Linked DNA regions of Mus musculus: region 1 is linked to region 2. The links are chromatin loops, found by intact Hi-C in ENCODE. Cell type or tissue: heart. All regions are shown on one strand.

The links. Hi-C counts contacts between places; a loop is a spot of excess contacts. Peaks named below come from ENCODE experiments on the same cell type or tissue, not always from the same donor. Only the 100,000 strongest peaks of a DNase experiment are listed, where the experiment ranks them.
Region 1: it touches region 2 in a loop (7-fold over the local background); 6 of 42 quality-filtered maps call a loop at or near these places.

Annotation. Positions count from the first base shown.
Region 1 is chr1:7,095,982-7,103,981 of GRCm38, forward strand. All of the region lies in intron 1 of Pcmtd1 (protein-L-isoaspartate (D-aspartate) O-methyltransferase domain containing 1), which reads left to right. Among named protein-coding and RNA genes, the nearest start is that of Pcmtd1, 11 kb to the left of the region's middle. In heart, no CTCF peak of the experiment used is centred here; a DNase peak (open chromatin) is centred at 4,750.
Region 2 is chr1:6,210,375-6,218,374 of GRCm38, forward strand. It overlaps Rb1cc1 (RB1-inducible coiled-coil 1), which reads left to right and starts at 4,288. Exons shown (of 24, transcript NM_009826.4): 1 at 4,288-4,583. 4732440D04Rik (a long non-coding RNA gene) reads right to left here and starts at 6,238. Exons shown (of 2, transcript XR_001778783.2): 1 at 6,182-6,238; 2 at 1-5,026. In heart, a CTCF peak has its summit at 4,572; a DNase peak (open chromatin) is centred at 4,257; H3K4me3 peaks cover 3,073 bases; H3K27ac peaks cover 2,294 bases.

The sequences.
Region 1 (8,000 bases), 890 kb after region 2:
ATGCTCTCTGGTATTGTGGTTTTGAACCATAGTGGATGTTTTTCTGATCTGATCTTTTCTGATCTGATGATGGTTCATGGGTGATGAGTGAGGAGGGTGAGATCACGTGGCTAGAAGCTATAACAATTGAGAGTGTGCTGTAAGGGCTTTCCATCCATACAAGTTTTTCCACTATGAACATGTTTAGTAGTTCAGTGTTTAGACATTGTTAACACTAGAAACTTGCCACAAGCGCTTGCTGTAGGTTGGTCCCCACTGTGACACTGATAGAGGTGATAGGAATTTAAGAAGTGCCTGGTGGCTGGGAGCTCTTGAAAGGCATTAAAGTGGTGCTCAGGTGATGCCTGGGTAATTCTCAGTAGAGGTAGCTCTAGCAAGAGATAATTAGAGCCTGCTCACCTGGGCTCTCCCATTTCCTATTTGGGTTGTACATGTTTTCTAACACTGGTTTCCTTCTTTGCCACCCACCACCATGTAGTACAAGCAGGATGGCTGGTTTGAAAACAGAGACCGTGTTGTGGCATAGCTTTAACTTTCCAAGAGGTGTAGGGAATAACTTTTTGTTCTGACAGAGTTTGCCTCTGATATCTTGATGAAAAACTGACAGTTGTAGCCTGTTGTAGTATATTGAACACAAAACCTGTTTAGGGAGCAGACTCCCCAATAGTATCATTAGTATCATGAAGAAAACGCCTTGCCCTCCAAGGCCACGTGGTCTTTTATGTGACAGTCGATGCTTTAATTATAAAGTTACTGTATTTTCAAGTGGGAGACTTAAAGTACTGAAAGAAGCAAAGCTAAAGAACTTTCCTCTTCAGTGGGCCTTTCCCTGCTCATGGGTTGGCAGAACCATTGCACGAGCTTTGATATGTAAACAAGAACAATGTATTTGTGCACCTGAAGAGTATGAGAAAGGCTCAAGGGATGACTCAGTTGGCAAAGTGCTTGCCACACTAGCATGAGGTGAATTTAGATTCCCAGAACCTGAGTGAAAACCCAGTGACAGTAATAGCTTCCCTACTAATTTAGCACTGGGAGGAGACTGAAGGGAGCATCCTGGGGGCTTGTTGGCCAGCCAGTTTACATGAATTGGTAAGCTCCAGGTTCCATAAGAGACCTGTCTCAGTAGGGTGGATTGAAGACGGCACTTAAAATTTACCTCTGGCCATTTTATTCATGCATGTGCACGCACACTTCCACATACATTTTCATATATACATGCACATACACATGCATATACCACACATACATAACATCAGAGTCTTCTTGAATAGCAAGGAAGTGAAGAACAGTATCAGGATTTTACTTACAAATAATTATTTTACTTACAAATAATGATACAAATAACAATAATGATATGTGTGTGTGTGTGTGTGTGTGTGTGTGTGTAACATACAGACACACACAATGAAATGAGTTTGAGAACAGCCTAGGCTGCATGAGACCCTATCTCAGTGAAGGAAATTCCAAACAAATAGCTACAGTGATGCTCTGGCAAAGGTAACTAGTGAAATTTCTTTGATTTCTTCCAACTTAGTGTGTTATAAATGTAGAATGTAATTATGTAAATCACAACAGCTTCTCTTAGATTCTTTGTCTGGTCTGTCAGGTGATACCAGGTAATTTAAGGTCTCCCAAACTTGTTTTGCGAGACAAGATTTCTCTGTGTTGTCCTAGCTCCTGGATGTCTTATAACTTGCTCTGTAGACCAGGCTATCCTTGAACTCAGAAATTCACCTGCCTTTGCCTCCCAAGTACTGGGATTATAGGCATGCATCACTACCACCCAGCCCAAGTTATATATTTCTTCATACCTATTTTCATAATAATAATAGTTTGATTTCTTCAATAAGGATTATGGGGTGTTTTTATTTTTTTTTTATAAATATGAGTTTGAATACTTTTCTGATAGATGTAAAAACTTAGCTTTTGAAACTCTTTTTTGAGACAAGGTATTAGGTCTAGCAGGCTTCAATCTCCCTGTGTAGTAGAGGATGCGCTTGAACTTGGGATCTTCTTCCCTCTGTTTCTGCGGGTGCTGCATTATAGGTATGCTTTACCACTTGTTGTTTATGTGGTGTTGGGGACTGGACTCACGACTTCATACATGCTATGGAAGGTTTTTTTTTTTTTTTTTTTTTTTTTTCTAACTGAGTGTAGTAGTTAGGGTTTTACCAAGGCAAGTCTTATAAAAAACAACATTTAATTGGGGCTGGCTTACAGATTCAGAGGTTCAGTCCATTATCATCAAAGTGGGAACATGGCAGCATCCAGCCAGGCATGGTGCAGGAGGATCTGAGAGTTCTATGTCTTCATCCAAAGGCTGCTAGTGGAAGACTGACTTCCAGGCAACTAGGGTGAGGATCTTATGCCCACATTCACAGTGATACACTTACTTTAACCAGGTCACACCAATTCCAACAAGGCCACACCTCCAAAAGGTGCCACTCCCTGGTCCAAGAATATACTAACCATCACACTGAGCTATCACACTGAGCTATCTTCCCAGCCCATAAAAGCTACTTTGTAAAAGTTTTTACCTATGCCATTTGTTCCTCATTCAGGGTATCATGAATATGTGTCTAGATTTGGCCATTATGGTTTAGTTCTTTGTTGTTTGTTTGCTTTACATGGAGTTCATTTGTGCTTATGTGTTTTGAACCTCTGTTCTTTGTTTTCTTCTTTTGATACAGGGTCTCACTGAAGTTCTGGCTTGACTGGAACTCCTTGTGTAGACCAGGCTGGCTTTGACCTCATAGAGATCACCCGCCTCTGTCTCTCAAATGCTGGGATCATGCCTGGCTTCTTTGCTTTTCTTATAGTCACTTATATCTTATTAGACATTAAAAATAACATAATAAATCAAAGGGCATTTGTTTGTTTTTGCTTCCAAATAGTGTGCTGGCTAGGAGTCTTTGAAAAAGTATTAAAAGTATCAAGAAGTCACAGGGGATTGGAGCAATATTGCTGACTGTCCACAGGTAGCATGCCAGGTAATTGTAGGGACCTTTGTTACCTTAGTTCCCCTGCAAGTCAAATAGTTATGGTGATAGAACTGGGAAAACTGAGCACTTGAATTTTTCTTTGGTGTGGAGCTTTATATAAGAGGAAATGGTGCTTTTGGAGTCCAGGCTGTGCTGAGGCCTTCAGATGACAGCAGGAGAATTTCTGCACATGCATGGTCAGCTGCTTGGTGCTTTTAGCTGTTGGCTGTGGAGGCACAGGTAAATGGATCATTCAATGTTCTGTGTTCATTGCCAATAGGTAGGTACCATTGTATCTTGATATAAGTTTAGTAGAAGGAAATATTTAGAAATTCTTTACCTTCAAAAACTGGTTTATGTATGGTATTTGGGAGGACAGTTTACTTTAGCCCAATGACTTGCAGTTTTCTTTTCTTTTTAAAGATTTATTTATTTATTTATTTATTTATTGTTATATGTAAGTACATTGTAGCTGTCTTCAGACACACCAGAAGAGGGCGTCAGATCCCGTTATGGATAGTTGTGAGCCACTATATGGTTGCTGGGATTTTCACTTCAGAAGAGCTGTCAGTGCTCTTGCATCTCTCCAGCCCAGCAGTTTTCATCAATATATTCTATGTGTGTGTGTTCATGTTCTATGTATGCTTCTGTGTGTGCTTCTATGTGTGTGTGTGTTTTCTATGTATGCTTCTCTGTTTCTATGAGTGTGTGTGCTTCCATGTGTGTGTTCTTCTATGTATGCGTCTGTGTGTGTGCTTCTGTATGTGTTCTCTGTGTGATGTATGTGTCTGTGTGTGTGTGTGTGTGTGTGTGTGTGTGTGTGTGTGTTTGTGTACAGCCTTAGCCTTACTGTATAGTCTAGGCTTGCACTCCTAACACTCAGACTCACAGTTTTCCTGTTTGTGGTCTGTGTTGTGTTTATAGGCGTATAGATTACCATATCCAGCTCATCATTGTTTCTTGTTGATTAGATTGCATGTATGTATGTATGTATGTGCTTTGTGGTTTTTAGAAAGAGTCTCAGGCTGGCCTTGACGTACTGTGAAGCTGAGCATGATTTTCAGTTTCCTAGTTTGCTGCGTCCACTTCGCGAGTGTTGAGATTGCAGGCATGGTTTATATGACACTGGAGACTTCACCCAAGGACTCCACCAGCTGACGACAGCCCCAGCTTCTAGAGGCAGTTTAACAATCTTAATGTTCATATTCAAACAAATGGTCAGATTTTGGAACACAAAGGTAATCAGTAGGATGTTAGTGTCAAGAAAAGCATGCAGTTGTCTCTGGTTTTACAAGCATTGTAAAACCTATCTTAAAAGAGTTACTTTTAAATACGTCTAAGTTATTTTAATGGGGTTGGTTTTCTTTCCTATACAAAATGATTTGAACTTGTTCTTTTGTGAACCAGATAAATTAAAAGACCTTTTGTTTTTACAATGATTTGTATAGATATCTGTGTATAATAGCTGATTCTGAAATGGACTTAGCTCTAAAAAAATGGCATGAAATCACTATGGTTCAGTAACTGAACTGCTTCATTATTTACAATGACAAAGAAGCTTGCTTTTTTCTATTGGGGATATGTGTTGCCAATATGTAGTAATCATTGTCTTTATTGTATCTCAGAAGCCCTTAAAGTAATTGGCACTAATTATATGTGTGTACATATATAGTCATGTATGCACTTCTGTGCACATGCTGCACGGGAGGGAACATTCACACAGAGTGCAGTGGAAATAATCTCCCTTGTGTGTTTCAGGAAAAAGGAGTTTCCGTTTGAGTGGCAGTTCCTGGAATTGAGGTCCTAAATCTTTTGGTTTTGTTTTCCTGGTGACGCCTTGATTTTACTCTAGGGAGTCCAGTGTCAGACTTGTGACTTCCACAACTACAAAATAATAAAGTTGGGTTTAAGCCATTAAGTTCTTGATAGTTCATTAAGGCAGTAATAGAAAACTCCAGTTACTATGTATATTGTAAACATCTCATTCCTTAGGGAAGTGGATGGTGTAGGATGCTTTAAATTGGGGGAACTGTAAGATTGTTTTTGTCATAAATTAGCAAAAATTGTTATGGTTAGTTATGGAGCTTTTCCTTAAAGCTAGTGGGAGTAATTGCCAAAAATAGTTGCTTTGAAAGTCAAGGGGCAAGAGGTAGGACATTTTGATTTTAGAGATACTAAATTTGAAGTGATAGTGGAACCCACCTTCCCTGTGAAATTACTCTAGACATTTACTAAATACATGGGATTATTTGCCCGATTAGTAAATCAGGACAGTAGTTATTGTACTCTGAAATCTCTCAGACCAGTGGTTCTCAACCTTCCTAATGCTGGGACCTTTTTTTTCCCCCTCTTTTTTGTTGTTGTTTTGGTTTTTCAAGACAGGGTTTCTCTGTGTAGCCCTGGCTGTCCTGGAATTCACTCTGTAGACCAGGCTGGCCTCAAACTCAGAAATCCACTTGCCTCTGTCTCCCAAGTGCCGGGATTAAAGGCATGTACCACCACTGCCTGGCTTAATTTTGTTGTTGTTGTTGCGACCTTTTAATACAGTTTCTCTTGGCATGTTACATAATCATAATTATTTTCTTTGCTACTTTATAACTGTAATTTTGCTACTGTCATAAATTATAATGTAAATATTTTTGGAGATAGAGGTATACCAAAGTGGTTACGACCCACAGGTTGAGTGAGAACAGATGTCCCATACTGTGTGTTGGAGACAAAAAAAAAAAAAGGTAGCAAACCCCACCCAACAATGAACAACAACAACAATAAAAAGAACAAAACACCCATGGAAGGAGTTACAGAGACAAAGTTTGGAGCTGTGACGAAAGGATGGACCATCTAGAGACTGCCATATGCAGGGATCCATCCCATAATCAGCTTCCAAAAGCTGACACCATTGCATACACTAGCAAGATTTTGCTGAAAGGACCCAGATATAGCTCTCTCTTGTGAGACTATGCCGGGGCCTAGCAAACACAGAAGTGGATGCTCACAGTCAGCTATTGGATGGATCACAGGGCCCCCAATGGAGGAGCTAGAGAAATTACCCAAGGAGCTAAAGGGAACTGTAACCCTATAGGTGTAACAACAATATGAACTAACCAGTACCCCGGAGCTCTTGACTCTAGCTGCATATGTATCAAAAGATGGCCTAGTCAGCCATCACTGGAAAGAGAGGCCCATTGGACTTGCAAACTTTATATGCCCCAGTACAGGGGAACGCCAGAGCCAAAAAGGGGGAGTGGGTGGGTAGGGGGTTGGGGGGGTGGGTATGGGGGACTTTTGGGATAGCATTGAAAATGTAAACGAGGAAAATACCTAATTAAAAAAAAAAAAACCTCAACAACAACAACAACAAAAAAAAACCCACACAGCTGCTTAAATTATCTTTCTGGCAGAATGAAGTCACGTGTATTTCTCATAAGGAGTCTTCCCAGTTTGGAAGAAAATGTTTGTACTGGAAGAAATTGTGAATATTCATTGTTCTTAGAGAAAAACCTACCTTATGAACTGTAGGCATATAATGCATTTCTATTCTGGACCAAGCAGCTGCTAAAAAGGACAACTAGTTTGCAGCAATGATGTTGGATATCAAGTTTTTAAGTTGCTGTCTTGAAACATGCTGTTTTAGTCAGGGATGGTTTCTCCCTGTAATCTCAGCATTGGGAGAACAAAGAAGATTGCTACAAAGTTAAAGGTAGGAGCACACACTTAAGAGGTGGAGTCAGGAGAATCAGGATCCTATGGCAATCCTTGGCTGTGTAGAGTTGGAGCTATCCTGGATTAGGTGGAACTTAGTCAAGGTGTGGAGGATAGAAAGGAGACACATGGCCCAGGCTGGCCTCACACTCCTGCTGATCTGCCTGACGGCAAGCAGGTGCAACTGTATCTTGTTAAACATGCCACGACTTGAGGGCTGTGGTTGAACACCTCAGTAAGAAGCTAGCCGAGGGCCTGGGCTCCAGTCCTTGGAGATGTGCTTTGGCTGATTTGTGTGACTAGAATTTGCCAGGAATTTACCTATGCCAGTAGCAGAAACAGTTGTTCATACACTTAATGATAGGGGAGGTTGGAGGGGAACCTTACGGGTTTTGGTGCATTGTGGAAGTTTGGTATTTGGAAGGCTTACCAAGTCTGCTGCCCTATCCAGTAAGCAAAGCCCTTTGCCACCTGCAGTATCTTCAGTGCCGTCGGCTAAACAGTAACTACTAGTTGACATTAATGTAGGAGATAGTGCATTTTCACTTTGGCGAATCCAGTGGTTCTCAACCTTCCTAATGCTGTGACCCTTTAATATAATTCCTCATTATTGTGGTGACCCCAGCCATAAAGTTATTTCCATTGCTATTTCATAATTATAATTTTGCTACTGTTATGAATCATAATGGAAATACTTTCGGAGATAGAGGTTTGCCAAAGGGGTTACAATCCATAGCATGAGAGCCACTAGTGTAATCCCTGGTAGAATGAGGTAGCATGCCCTTGCTCCAGGCTCTCCTTGAAACATGTCTCTATAGCTTTTCTACCCTTTGCTTTTGGGTACGACTATGCCAGACTCCTTTTGATTTAGAGAACAGCTTCTCATTTGTATTAGGTTCTTCCCATTTACCTGATTCACAGCTCATTTCCTGTTTGTCCCCTGTATAGCCACACATAAAAATGTAAAAATAGCCATAGTATTAGGGCATTACTTTATCTTTTCCCCACACCAGGAAGATTAAAGGCTTTCCCTGTAGCATAGAAGGTACTACACTCATCCTTGACTGACTTCTTTTTTTTTTAAAGATTTATTCATGTATATGAGTACACTCTTGCTCTCTTCAGACGCGCCAGAAGAGGGCATAGGATCCCATTACCTATGGTTGTGAGCTATCCTATAGTTGCTGAGAATTGAACTCAGGACCTTTGGAAGAGCAGCCAGTGCTCTTAACCACTGAGCCATCTCTCTAGTCCCCACCCCCTTGAATGACTTTTAACAAAAGGTATTTTGTTGTATTATAAGCAGCATCACAA
Region 2 (8,000 bases):
GTAGTCTGATTCCATGCCTTTGTGTGTTTGTTTGTTTGTTTTTCGAGACAGGGTTTCTCTGTATAGCCCTGGCTGTCCTTGAACTCACTTTGTAGACCAGGCTGGCCTCTGCCTCCCGAGTGCTGGGATTAAAGGTGTGCGCCACCACCATCTGGCTGATTCCATGTCTTCTAATTTTTTTCTGAAATACAATTTCAGTAGGTGTATGGTGTAGCATGATATAAATTGTTAATCAGGAAAGGAATTGATTTTTCTGTCCTGGGAGTACTAGAGTGTCTGCAGAGGCATTATCAATAGTAAGTTATTTCTCCACTAGTAAATAAGCCAAAGTATACATGGGCAGATTTGCAGCCATGAGGAGGGAGAAAGAGGGGAGGGGGAAGAAAAAGAGCACATCCAGCGAGGGTGGTGCAAAATGTATGGATTATATAGGGAAGAGTCTCTGGGGGAAGAACAGCCCAAGCTCCTAAACTAGAAAGTTCAAGGTTGGGGGCAGGGTATATCAGATAGGGACAGAGGGATGCTGGGAGAAGCTGGAGGCCAGGTCTGCTTTGGTATGTAAAATATGCACTTCAGCTCCTTGTCCTGGGGTCTGAAGACAGACAGTTATGGCTAAGAGTATCAGGTGATGGAAGCCAGAGATGTCAAAAATCAGAAAATGTGGAGCTAGAGTGGGCTCTAGACTCAGCCACCTAGAGCATTGGCTGCTCTTCCAAAGAGCATGTTCAGGTCCCAGCACCCACAGCTTTTTGTAATTCCAATGCCAGAGGATCCAGTGCCCTCTTTTGGTCTCTAAGCATGAAGCATGCACATGGTGCATGGTCGTCATACATGCAGAGAGAATATCCAAATAGAATACTAAAATACATTTTTAAAAAACATAACATCCACAGAATGGCCTGTGAATTAACTGAGCTATTCCCTGCCCTATGCCCACAAAATAGTTCTATCATTGAGAAACTTGGTTTACTTCTAAACTTTCAAGTTCATACCCTTTTAAGACCTTAATTTGAATTGATACCAAAGTAAGGGGCAGGATTGTGTAGTATGGTTATGGCCTTAGAACTCACCACCTGGTTTTACTTTTACACTCCTTTTACTAAGGAACACTAATTAGAAGTGTATTGATTGGTCTTCATAAATCAATCCCTCATTTGTAAAACTGAGGGTAAATGATAAAATCTAGATTAGTTAAGACAGCTAAGTAGAACTGTAATGTAAAATCCAAGAGACACAAATCTAAGAATACTTTCGTATTTTCAATAAAAAAGTACATTTAAAAAATCAACAATAACAAGCACTGCCAGAAGTATGAAATCGAAATATAGTATGGATCTCAAGATCTGGCTCCTGTCACAGAATCAAATGGTTTTTCAAGCTATTAGATAGTGATAAAAATCAATGGTGGGTCAATACTAGGATTGGGAGAATAAAGAATAGAAAGTATTACTGCCTCAGATGCAACTATCCTTGCAGTTTTGTTTGAATGGCCTTTGAGACATCTGAGGGCAAGAATTTTTCATAGAAACTTACTTGGCTTTAAATATTAAAATGTGTTATTAATGATATTAAATATTAACATTTAATATTTACAGAATTTATTGTATTCTATAAATGCCTCATAATTTGTGTCATTCTCTCCAGAGTCCTATGAATTTTAAAAATCCATCCAATTTAAAGATTCATCAGAGGAGAATTTAATCAAGTATAGTGTGAGATGAGTTGGTACCTAAACCCAATCCAGACAAGATATGTTGTGCTATGTTCAAGTTTTATCCATCTACAAAACAAAACCAGTGACAATCCTTAGGAAGGGAAGAGACATAATTGGATGGTTCTTGATAGAAAAATAATGAGTGCTAATACAAGGCCAGACAGAAGAAGAGGGCTTGAGCAAGTTGTAAGGTGCTGCTAACAAATGTTAGTACTGAATGCGTATCATTATTCAGGGGTGGGGTTAATATTTAAAGAAGAGCTTACAATCAGCATGTTAAACACTTAAAAGATCCAGAATTACAGACATGTCTGATAAAGACTAGAAGACGCTTAAGTTTAAGCTGAGAAAAAGAGACTTAAAAATTCAAATGATTTGTAGTACTCAGACTGCATAATTCCTCCAGTTATAAAACTAAAAAAAAAAAAAATTCACTTTAAAAATTACATTTGATTCAATTGATTGTACACACATACATGTGGAGGAACGGAGTCAGTTCTGTTCTTGGTAAAAAGCACTTTTAGTTGTTCCTTGAAAATTCACTGAAACATTGACAGATACTAAATTAAAAATTCAGTGGAAGCCAAGAATAAGTAGTCTTATACAGAAACCAACCTTCACATCACCCACAGTATATTCTAATTGAGAAGTGGGGAAAAAGAATACAGTAAATGGATAGGAGTTTACAAGCAATAGGATAGAGATAACACAAGGAGGGGGAAGGCAGAACGGCCCATGCTTTAGTAAGTTGAAATGATGTTTCTGCACTCCCCATGAAAGATCATTCTATGGTCCTTGTAAATCTGTTTGAAGTTTCATTGAGAAAAGCCCCGAAGCTTCACATAGTATTGCAGGAGTTTGTTTTTGTTTATTATGGAGAATAGAATGCTCAAGAGGATGAGGAAAAATAGCTTGTGACAGAAAACTTATGGATATGCATGATTATTAACATTTATCTATGTTGCTTAGCAAAATTCATATAACATATTTTCACTTTAGTCTTACTAAATAATTTGAGATGCATATAAACTCTAAACATTCACTTCAGAGTATAAAGTAACAGACATTTGTATTAACAGTTTCCCAGAGAAGTTTGGGCCACGTATACAACATGACAAGTGGTACTTTAACACTTGAAACTGGAGTACATTTCTGCTATTCAATGGTACTTATTAACTGTGAGGAAACACAGCTCTTTGGTGCTCTTTTTAGTGTGTGTGAACTTCAAGGAGTGGTTCTCTCCTCCCACGACGTCAGTCCTAGGATGAAACTCAGGTTGTCAGTTTTGGTAGTCAGTAGATCTCCTTACCCTCTGGGCCATCTCACCGGCCCTGATTTTCCTTTTTCTGTGTAGCCTTGGCTCCCTGAAGCTCATTCTGTAGAGCAGGCCTCAGCTTCTGAGAGAAGGGATTAAAGGTATGTGCACCACCCGGCCAGCTTTGATCTTCATTGTTCTAGCTAGACTGCAATATAGCTTACATTTGTTAATATACTAACAATTTTTCTTCTCTTTAGTCTTGCCAATTCACTACTTCCCCTGGTGCACAAAAATTGAGTGCTTGTTCTTTTTCCATTTTTGCTTTATTTGCTGGTGTAATGTACTAAAATTCCAGTTTAAAAAATACTCAATATGTATAACAGTGTGCATACAAGATTTTTCTGGGATATGGCAGAAGTGCAAAGTTAAAAACAAAGTGAGATAAGCAACAAGCTCCTTTCTAAACAACTCTTAAAACACAACTACTGTTTTTCCAGTGTCTATCACAATAAAGAACTGCAGATCTCAATCAGTTTAATACCCCTTATGTCTCATTTTGTCGGGAACCGCTAACTGTTGGCTTAGAGAGACCATTCCTAAACTTTTACCTCTATCAGATATTCCTGGGAATAGTAATTTAATACGTGTTTACGTCACATAATTGATGAGCCTGCTTGTAACAAACATCTTCTCATCAAACTCAAGTTTTGTAGTTTCAAGTCCTTGCCTAAGCCCGAATACAAATGTAATGTTCTCATAAGCTGACATTCTCTTCTCTAATCTTGATGCTGTTGACCTATTATCGACCTCAGTATTGTTCGGTCGTGCCGCTTACAGTACAGTCCACTTTGCTTCGGTTCCTCTTCTGGACGTGCTCTTTACTTACCTGGTCTGACTCTGGGCCGCCCCACCCTTGCAAAGATGCCAGGCATACTTTCCGAGTAGCCTGCCATTCTGGCAGTCCCGGTACGAGTGGCCCAGGTGACAGTCGGCTGATTTCGGGGCAGCAGATGAGGGCCCCAGATCTGTGCTGGTGCTCACTCGTCAGCCTCCGGTTCCCCTGTTGGGGCTGCCCCAGGTTTGGCGAGGTCGGTCTGCCGCGGCCAGAAGGTCACGCTCACCTTGGGGCCGTCCAAGGCAAGCACCGAAATACCTTCCAGGGTCAGGGAAGGACAGACAAGTTGCCAGCCAGGGACTACGCTCGCCGACCGAGCCGCGCCCGTCCGGCCAGCCCAGCGACTTCCGGATCTGCGCAGACACCTGAGTCACCCCTCCCCCGGCTGGCTGTTTCCCGGCGTGCTCTGCGGCGGAAAGGCCGAGTCGACAATAACAAACCCCACGGCGGCCGCGACCCAGCCCTGCCAAGCTCTCAGTGCCTCGGCCGGCGGACTCGGGTCCCCGCGCGGAGCCGAGGGGCCGGAGCAGCGGCTGCGCCCGACTCCCATCCTTCCGGGCCTCGCCGGGTACTCGGCGGCTGGGCGCCGACGGTTGTGTCGGTTGGCGGCGCCGCAGGGGCGGTTGATAGCCGCCGCCGAGGCCAGGGCGGCGGCAGAAGATGGTGCGGAGGGCCGCCGGCTGTGTTGCTGCCGCGGGCGGAGGAGGCGCTGCCGGGTAAGTGCCGCCCCTGCTCCCATCTGGCGGCGGGCTTGGCCCGGCCGCTCAGCACCTGACGGGTTCGCCGGAGCGTCTGGCGGCGCCGGCTCGGAGGGTCGCCGCGGCAGTCCTACGGGGACCCTGAGGCCCGCTGGCCGCTGACAGGATCGCGGGAGCGGCAGGACGCCGGTGCTCACCCGAGGCCTGAATCGCGGCCTCCGTCTCCAGGGCTCGGTGCACTGGAGTGTCGGGCTCGGGAAACCGGAGAGGGTTTGGGCCAGGGCCGGAGTGCCCTGACGGGAGGAACCTAGAGGTGATGCCTTTGTCCCGACCCCGGAGTGCAAGCATCGGTGTAAAGTTACTCCTTGGAATGACTCAGCCTCGCTCGCCCCGCAGATGGATTTGGGGTGGGGGCTTATGGGAGTACCAAAACTTGGTACAAATGACAGCTTTCGAACGTGCTGTCAGTACTTTCTCTACAGAGTGGTGGATGTGCTATGGTGACTGTTTATGGTTTCGTAATCCTGTCCCTTCCGTCATGAGTCTTTAAAATGTGATCATTCCATGAACTGGTACATAGGACTGATGCCACGGAACACTCGTGGACTCACTTATTGATAGAGTCCCTGCAAGACATTCAGTTGGGTGCGGATGTTGACAAGTCTATTATGAGCGTTAAAATTTATACATTTTGCTAACCATTTTCTGTAAAGAATTGGTGAGACTTACTTATCTGAGGGTTTGCAAAGCTAGCAAGCAGTTTAGAAGCAGCCTAAAAATGAACCAATCTGTGTTCCTAGTCAAATGTTGGTACTGTATTTCAGTAGGTGGTTTTTCTTTTTGGGGGAGGGGATCTATAAATGGACTTGTTATGTGTGAAATATTTTATTTAGTCTTATTACCAAATACAACGCAAATCATCGCTTTCCAATTAAGTTTTTGTTATGTTTTTTAGCATTTATATCTGTTTTAAACGTTAGCCAAGGCTTAGAAGGTAGCTGCTATATTCATCTCAACATTCCAGGAGGCTGAGACAGAAAGATGGCTTTAAGTTATTTGAGTTACTCAGTAAGTTAAGGTGGTCTTGGGAATCATAGCGAGAACATGTCTTGAAAAAAGAAAAACAAAATAAATGGTATTTACATAGTTATGCCATGGGTGTGTCAGGCCCATAATGTAGCATTTACATTGATAAATCTTATTAATGTAATTGGTTAGTGGACTTAGGCAAAATTTAAAAATTTTGTTTTATTTTGAGTTAGGGAAGACAATGAAGCAGCCCTCTGCCTGGAGAGAAGAGGGTTCTCTTGGGGTGGGGGGAGATGGAGGGAACAGGCAGCACTCTTTATGGCAAACATCAGGGTTTGAATGCACAGCAGATTGACTTTACACATAGATCTGTAAAAGCCAAAGGACAAAAGATGAAAGGACTGGTGTCTCCCCCAGTTGTTTTTGTTTATTTGTTTTGTTTCTTGCCTTGTTAGTGTGTACTGCTAGGACTAAAACTCAGTTTCCAGCATGCTCTGTAAGGTGTAATATCCCTGAGCCACTGTTAGACCTGAGAGGAAAATGTTTCAACGACTACCTGATTAAGAGAGCTTTGCTTAGAGGTGTACATTGTAGTTGAGGTTGACCTTCAGCTCTTGGCCCCCTTTTGCCAAGACTTGACACATCTCAGAGTAAGCTGTGGTAAGTATTCATTAGTGATGCCTTGGTAATTAATTATTCAGCAGCAGGCAAACTCCAGTCTCTTATCATTCAGAAGAAAAGTGAGAACATAAGTGAACATAGAAGCAAGCCAAGATTAAGAAGTGTGTGTCTCTATTGGAGGGTGGGTTTGAAATTTTGGATAAGGTGTCTTATTGTCTTGAGAATTTAAGAAGCTATGTCTACTTGACAAAAGGACCCATTTGGAGGTATGAGAGAGAGAAGAAATAAAAAATATGGAAGGCTCTGATTAAAGGCATATTCCATGAGAGGTTACTGAAGATAGAATGCCAGGATTGAGGGGTAGTAGTAGGAAGAGGCATTCTGTAGACATTCAAGTTTTTTTGTTTGTTTGGTTTTTGTTTTTTGCTTTTTTTTTTTTTTTCTCGAGTCAGGGTTTCTCTGTGGCTGTCCTGGAACTCACTCTGTAGACCAGGCTGTCCTCGAACTCAGAAATCCGCCTGCCTCCCAAGTGCTGGGATTAAAGGCGTGCGCCACTATGCCCGGCTAACATTCAAGTTTTATGCATAGTAATTTTTTTTGGTTTTTTTTTTTTGTTTGTTTGTTTGTTTTTCAAGACAGGGTTTCTCTGTATGGCCCCGGCTGTCCTGGAACTCACTTTGTAGACCAGGGTGGCCTTGAACTCAGAAATCCACCTGCCTCTGCCTCGAGTGCTGGGATTATAGGCGTGTGCCACCACACCGAGCTGTAGTTTTTTTTTTTTGTTTTTTTTTAAAATGGCTCATGGACCCTGCATGTGTAAAGGCACAGAGTTGAGTGTCAGTCGATATAGCAAGTCTGGGAAACAGTTGAACTCGAATCTGTTCCTCACATGTTGATTGATCTTACAAAGTACACCTGTAAATAACACTGAACTAGAGTAACATATATCTCATATGTGTGTGTTTAGATAACCCTTGGGCATTTTAAAGAAGGAAAAATGACCAATATCAATTGCTGGTTTAGAAAGGAGGTTAGAGAAGCAGATTGTGGCATGTTGGGTTATGCAATGTACTTTTTAGATAAAATCATAGTACTTAGCACATTTCTCTAGAATTCTTTTTGCATTATGGACCTAGGAAGCGTAGTTTGCTTATCATAAAACTGATTATTGTCTAAGGTCCTAAAAGCATTACTTTTCCTTTTTACCCTTCTGTTAAGTTTAGTGAGTCTGCAAGTGTGTGCAGAACTTGAGTGGTCATAAGGAGACTTAGTAGTTTCAGCTTTCTCAGATGTTTAATGAGTGCCCTTAAGATTACTGATTTTTGCTGGATTTAATTCTAATATTATTGACTTGTAATTATGAAAACAAAAACGTAGTGATCTGTTTTCATTGTTTGAGACATCAGTTTTTCCTTCACTATCCATATAAAAATTGGTCAGTAGCTGCCCAAAGAATATGTATCCAGATTATAATTCACTACTATTCTGTTCTTCCCATAGCCTTTGGTGACAGCAAATGACATTTGATACTGCCCTGTGTTTATAGTCTTGGTCTGATAGAGTAAAAGCTAATTCAGTATTATAGGTAATTTGGGTTTTGTTTCATAGTTAATATACACTGTAAAGTAAAATATACAATTAGAAAATGTTCTCTAAAGTCATGGATTTTATATAGTTTTGATGAATTAGATATGATGCCAGAATGTTAGTGCCGTAGTGTAAAATTATTTTTATATTATGCAGTTCAGGTAAGATACATGATAGTATGTATGGCATTATGGTGGA